2 separate regions of the Homo sapiens genome follow, and region 1 is linked to region 2. The links are chromatin contacts, found by Hi-C or POLR2A ChIA-PET in ENCODE. All regions are on one chromosome and are shown on one strand. Each heading gives the region's core, a stretch centred on a gene start or an enhancer-like site at or near the end of the contact. The rest is flanking DNA. Distances are from core to core; before and after follow the strand shown.

Region 1 (2,715 bases), core at 197-2,696, 300 kb before region 2:
ATATTCATAATGATGACCAGAGGAGTAAATATTCTAAAGATTTAGAATTATAAAAATAAACACTAAATTGGCCAGGCACAGGGGCTCATGCCTATAATCCCAGCACTTTGGGAGGCTGAGGCAGGTGGATCACTTGAGGTCAGGAGTTTGAGACCAGAGTGGCCAACATGGCAAAACCTCATCTCTACTAAAAATATAAAAATTAGCCGGGCATGGCGGTGTGCACCTGTAGTGCCAGCTAGTGAGGAGGCTCAGGCAGGAGAATTGCTTGAACCTAGGATGCGGAGGTTACAATGAGTCAAGGTCACACCACTGCACTCCAGCCTGGGCAACAGAGTAAGACTCCATCTCCAAAAAAAAAAAAAAAGGAAAATAAAAAATAAAAATAAACACTAAACTATGTTTAGTGTGATATTATAATAAAATCTAGAGTTTTTAAAATGAGACTCCAAGAATTAATCAAATGTATCAGTTTCAGAAAAAAACCTGCATTTCTGTATCAATATTTCCTATGACATTCTTAGGGCATTTTATTAAATCCCATAATTACTTCTTTCTCTGATAGTATGTAAAAAATGTTGTTATTAGTTTACTAAAGTAATATTTTCCCCAGTTCTTAAGGATGTGCATGCCATGAAAGAAAAGAAAATCACCAAGCAGGGACATTTTCTATGTGATCAAAGAAGTAGCAGCTGCGGTAGGATGTTTGTTCCAATAAATGTACAGGCCTTTGGAAGAGTTCAGATATACTACAAATAACACTGGAATCTTAACATTCATTCATGTCATTCTCAATGTTTCAGGATCTATCTTCATCAAATCAATGATATCATTGAGAGTTTAGATGGGCATAGCATAAATACAATTAGCATAACCACTGACCACATGATCTGATCCAATACACTATGACGTATGATTTCCTCAAGAATCTTCAAGATTAGGACGGTGCTCCTTTTGACACCCTATGCCACATAGCTTTTTCAGCAAACCTTAGACCTAAAAACTAGTGGTTTCAGAATCATTTCAGAGCAGGAGAAGTGGTAGGATGCCATGATGCTCTTGGAGCTAGACAGATGAAGACAGAATACTCTCATCAAACTGTAAATTCTGGAATGGCTTGGACTCTCATAGCAGCAGTAGTTTATGGAACCACTGATTTTAGAAAATTGGTCATCTGACACCCTCCAATTGACAAGTGAGTTCTCACCACTTGTCATGTTAAAACTTGGGACTACATTTCTGAGATTCTTGTTCTTACCACTGAAGCTTGATACTAATTCCATCCCGTTCATCAATGTCACCATCATTATCTTTTTATTTCTCTATATGCCAAACAAATGTGAAAGAGCTTAGTTTGATTTTTTACTGATCCACAATTAACCTGAAGAATACAGGCGTGCCTCAGAGATTTTGTGGTTTCAGTTTCAGACTACTGCAATGAAGCAAATATTGCAATAAAGTGAGTCACATGAATTTTCTAGTTTCCCGGTGCATATGAAAGTGTGTTTACCCTATATGATAATGAGTTAAGTGTGAAATGGCATTATGTAAAAAAATTGCATATCTTAATTTAAAATATTGTTAAAAATGCTAAAGATTGTCTGAACCTTCAGAGTTGTAATCTTTTTGCTGGTTTTGGGTATTGCTTCAATGTTGATGGCTGTTAACTGGTGAGGTGGGTGGTTGCTGAAGTTTGGGATGGCTGTGGTAATTTCTGAAAATAAGACACCAGTGAAGCTCAGCACACTGATTTACTCTTCTTTTCATTAAAGAGTTATCTGTACCATGCAATGCTGTTTGGTAGCATTTTACCCATAGTAGAACATCTTTCAAAATTGAAGTAAGTCCTCTCAAAATCTGCATCTGCTTTGCCAACTAAATTGATGTAATATTCTAAATCCTTTGTTGTAATTTCAACAATATTTACAGCATCTTCACCAGGAGTAGATTCCACCTTAAGAAACCACTTTCTTTGCTTGTCCATTAGAAGCAGTTCCTCATTCATTAAAGTTTTATCATGAGATTGCAGCAATTTAATCACGTCTTCAAGCTCGGCTTCTAATTCTTGTTGTCCTGCCATTGGCACTACATCTGCAGTTACTTCCTCCACTGAAGTCTTGGAACTCCTCAAAGTAATCCATGAGGGTTGTAATCAACTTCCTCTAAACTCCTGTTATTATTAATAATTTGACCTCCTCCTATGAATCACAAATGTTCTCTACGGCATTTACTATGATGAATCATTTTCAGAAGGTTTCCAATTTACTGAGATCCCTCAGAGGAATTACTATCTGTGGCGGTGATAGCCTTACAAAATGTATTTCTTAAATAATAAGATTACACCTTGATCCATGGGCGGCAGAATAGATGCTGTGTTAGTAGGCATGAAAACAACATTAATCTTCTTGCATTAGAGCTTTATCAGAGCTCTTGGGTGACCAAGTACATTCTCAATGAGCAGTAATATTTTAAAAGAAAATTATATTTCTGAGCAGTAGGTCTCAATAGTGGGCTTAAAATACAGCATGTCAACCATACTGTAAATAGATATGCTGCCACCCAGGCTTTGTTGTTCCATTTATAGAGAACAAGTGGAGTAGATTTAGCATAATTCCTAAGGGCCCTAGAAATTTTGGAATGGTAAATGAGCATTGGCTTCAAATTAAAGTCACCAGCTTCATTAGCTTCCAACAAGAGAGTCAGCTTGTTTTTTGA
Region 2 (3,046 bases), core at 199-2,698:
TCTCTTAGCCAATAAATTACATCTTTGCCTAAGTTAGATTAAGTCAAATTTTGTGACAGAAAGTGCAAAGTCCCCACATGGGAAAAGAGTTTCTTCCACTGAAATATTCATTTACTTATTCTTTAACAAATATTTTTAGACTTATATCTAGTATATTCAAGGCACTGGCAATAGGACCCAAGAACACAAAAATAAGTAAGAACAAAGTGCACATTCTACAAGCAGAAGCTCAGTACCAAGTAGTGAAACAGACTTATAAAAAATAATGAAAATGGAGTGTGATTAAATTGTCATGGCATTGAGACCTAAAGGAGGAAGTGATCAACTATGCTTGAGTGGGCAGTAGAAGGTGCACAGGGGACACCTGTGAGCTGAGTGGGGGAAGACAACAATTAACTTCCAAATAGGGGGTTAGCAGGTAGGAATGCAGGGAGGTTTCCAAAAGAAACATCTCATTTGAACAACTGTAAGTACTTTCTTTAGCAGGCACATAATATGCAGAAGAAGAATTTGGAGAGACGAGCTATACTCAGGCACTGAAAGATCTTGAATGGGATCCTCAAAGATTTGGATTTCAATCTGTGAGCAATCAAGGATCATAAGGCATTGTAAGCAGGAGAGGCATAGGGGAAAATTTATTTTTAATAAAAATCATTCAGTCAGTAGCACAGGATGGGCTTGACTGAGAGGACAATAATCATGACACCACGATGAGGATAAGAACCAAGGAAAAAGACATGAAGCTGTAGTAGGAGCCAGAGGTGAAAGCTATTAAAAATGCCTCATCAATATGTTTGGGACTGTCAGCAGGAGGGGAGCAGTGAAAAACTCCCAGATTATCCCCAAGCATTTAGAGTAGTCAAACTGGTAAGATACAGCTGATGTGGATAAATGTAGTTATTTCTCCATTCTTGCTTAAGTCTGATTTCTCCTGTTTTGCATCTTAAAATGCTTCCTTTTTCTTCCTCTCTGCTACCAATTCATCTCTATTCTCCCTCAACAAAGAATGTACAGCTTGGTAACAATCTAATTTGTTTTTTTCTTTCATCTTCTTTATGTCATGACTCTTTCAGCAAACTTTTAATTGATATACTTTTTCTCTCTCTCCCCCTCCCTCCCTCTTCTCTCTCTCTTTCTTTTCTTTATTTTGTCCATGCACTCACAATGTGTCTCCTGACTTAAAATTCCAGGAGGGGTGGGATGTGGAGTAGAGATGTGGTGGAGATTGCTCAGACTTAAAGCCTGAGCATTTTTCAGGCTGGGTCCTCTACAACATTTTGTCCATGTGGTATCTCACCAGCACATAGTGTAGAAAGTGTCACCTTGGCCTACAAGATGTAAAACAGCTAATGGAGGGCTCAAATGTAGCTCTCCACAAACTTCTCTCTTACTTTTGATGTGGGCGGAAATGAGCTCTGCCTAAAATGCTCCATTGGTTTCGCCCCTCCTAGCTGGGTGGTGCAACTGCAAAGAATGTGCTGTGAACCTTGTGAGCGAACATTTGAGCGCCACAGATCCATGACCTGTGGCAATAACTTAGGAAACTATAAAACCAGAAGCATAGTGACGCTAACAATAGGAACTTGGCCTTTCCTTCGTCTTACTATGGAATGCCTTCCTGGCCCACAACTCAAAGGTGCCCTTAGAGTAGCATCTTCAGGAGTGCTGATGCACTTCCTTTGTGATGAACTAAACAGCCTCTACTGTGCTGCAGAGCAAGAGTGAGACAGGAACATGTGCTCACAGGAAGTCAGTGGTTCCCTTTTTAACAATACCTGCTCCCAGTTCAGCCTTTTATAACTGCCTTTCAGAGCTTTTATGTGTTGGACAGAGAAGCTGGGCTCTACTCTACTGTCCCTCCCCTCCTGTGGGACTCCTTTCCAGTGGCTGGGTAGAGGGGAGTTTGCTGGGGCAGGAAGCAGCAGAGGGAGTTCCACAGCAAAGGATGAGACTCAGCGCAAGCTCACAGCTGTGTGAGCCAAGTTCAGTGCCTAGCTTAGATTCCACCTGTGGTTGTGGTAGGGGAGGCCAGCGGAAGTGTAATTCCTTCCGCATGACAGCCGATCAAGGTTCATATGTATGTGACATGCATATTAGGGCCAGCAGTTCCTCCTAAACAGGAGAGGTCCTCCCCTCCATGACACACACACATCCTGCCCTTAGCTAATATTTACATGCTAACTCTGGACAATTCTTCATTTAAATAAAAAATGAATAATTTGAGGACACCTGAAATGGGTTGAAAATGTCTGTTATGCTTAGAGATAAATGAGTGATGACACCATGCGGTTGATTATCTCCACAATGGTAAAGAAATAATTTAAGAGAGAAAAACAAGGTGAATAGGACCAGATCAATGACAAAACTGACCTTATCTTCTTAAGTATATTATGAAGGAAAGTACATATTTTCATCTTGGCCACCTGAAGTGAGCTCTGAAGGAACTCCATTCTTTAGATCTATACTTGTGATCCCACTGATCCCAATGAACAAAATTCCTTGAGGCCTGCTCTTTCATTTGTTTCTCTGGAGCACAAGAACCAGGTCCATGTTTACTGTGTTGGAAGACAGTGATCCTCGGCCTGATAGTCTGTGCTGATATATTTAAAAGAATGTAAGTAAATCTACACTTTTCAAATAGAAGAGGAAGTATTCACGCAAATGTGTAGTGCCTCCCTGTAGACGGATATGATCAGCTATTTTAGCTGCAAGTTTACAATTGTTGACATACTATAAAGACCATACTCTCAAGAAAGCATCAGAAAAATTCACTAGTAGTGATATAGTGAATGGTAGAACTAAAAATCAAAGATCTAGGATCTAGTCTTTTTACTGCTATTAATTAGCTGAGTGGTGTTCTACAAATTGCTTGACTTTCTAATCAAGTTAGCAAGTCTCAGTTTTGTAATTGCCAAAACAAATGATTTAAACTTCAGAATCTCTAAGGTTCATATATGCCAATATTTAAATATGGAAAACATTATCTTAGTGTAAGGGCCCATTTCCCCTGAATGAAGGCATATAATGCACAAAGACAATAACAGCA

What was found. A loop is a pair of places that touch in the nucleus more often than their neighbours do. ChIA-PET counts read pairs that join two places held with the same protein, here RNA polymerase II (POLR2A). Pooled maps may share reads with other maps.
Region 1: a loop to region 2 is called in a pooled map, with 4 times the contacts of the local background. The contact joins two enhancer-like sites. A Hi-C loop is called at or near these places in 4 of 37 single-sample maps with no recorded cell type and 3 of 50 pooled maps. POLR2A ChIA-PET finds 5 or more read pairs at or near these places in 1 of 52 experiments (OCI-LY7).

What each region holds. Positions count from the first base shown.
Region 1 is chr1:198,918,567-198,921,281 of GRCh38, reverse strand. The region is part of intron 1 of MIR181A1HG (MIR181A1 host gene); the gene reads left to right. Among named protein-coding and RNA genes, the nearest start is that of MIR181A1HG, 18 kb to the left of the region's middle. RefSeq lists an enhancer at 1,338-1,427. Within about 2 kb of position 1,446, at least 5 of the 41 ENCODE cell types and tissues checked have a DNase peak (open chromatin) inside an H3K27ac peak, as active enhancers do.
Region 2 is chr1:198,620,058-198,623,103 of GRCh38, reverse strand. No RefSeq gene overlaps it. Among named protein-coding and RNA genes, the nearest start is that of PTPRC, 17 kb to the left of the region's middle. Within about 2 kb of position 1,448, at least 10 of the 41 ENCODE cell types and tissues checked have a DNase peak (open chromatin) inside an H3K27ac peak, as active enhancers do.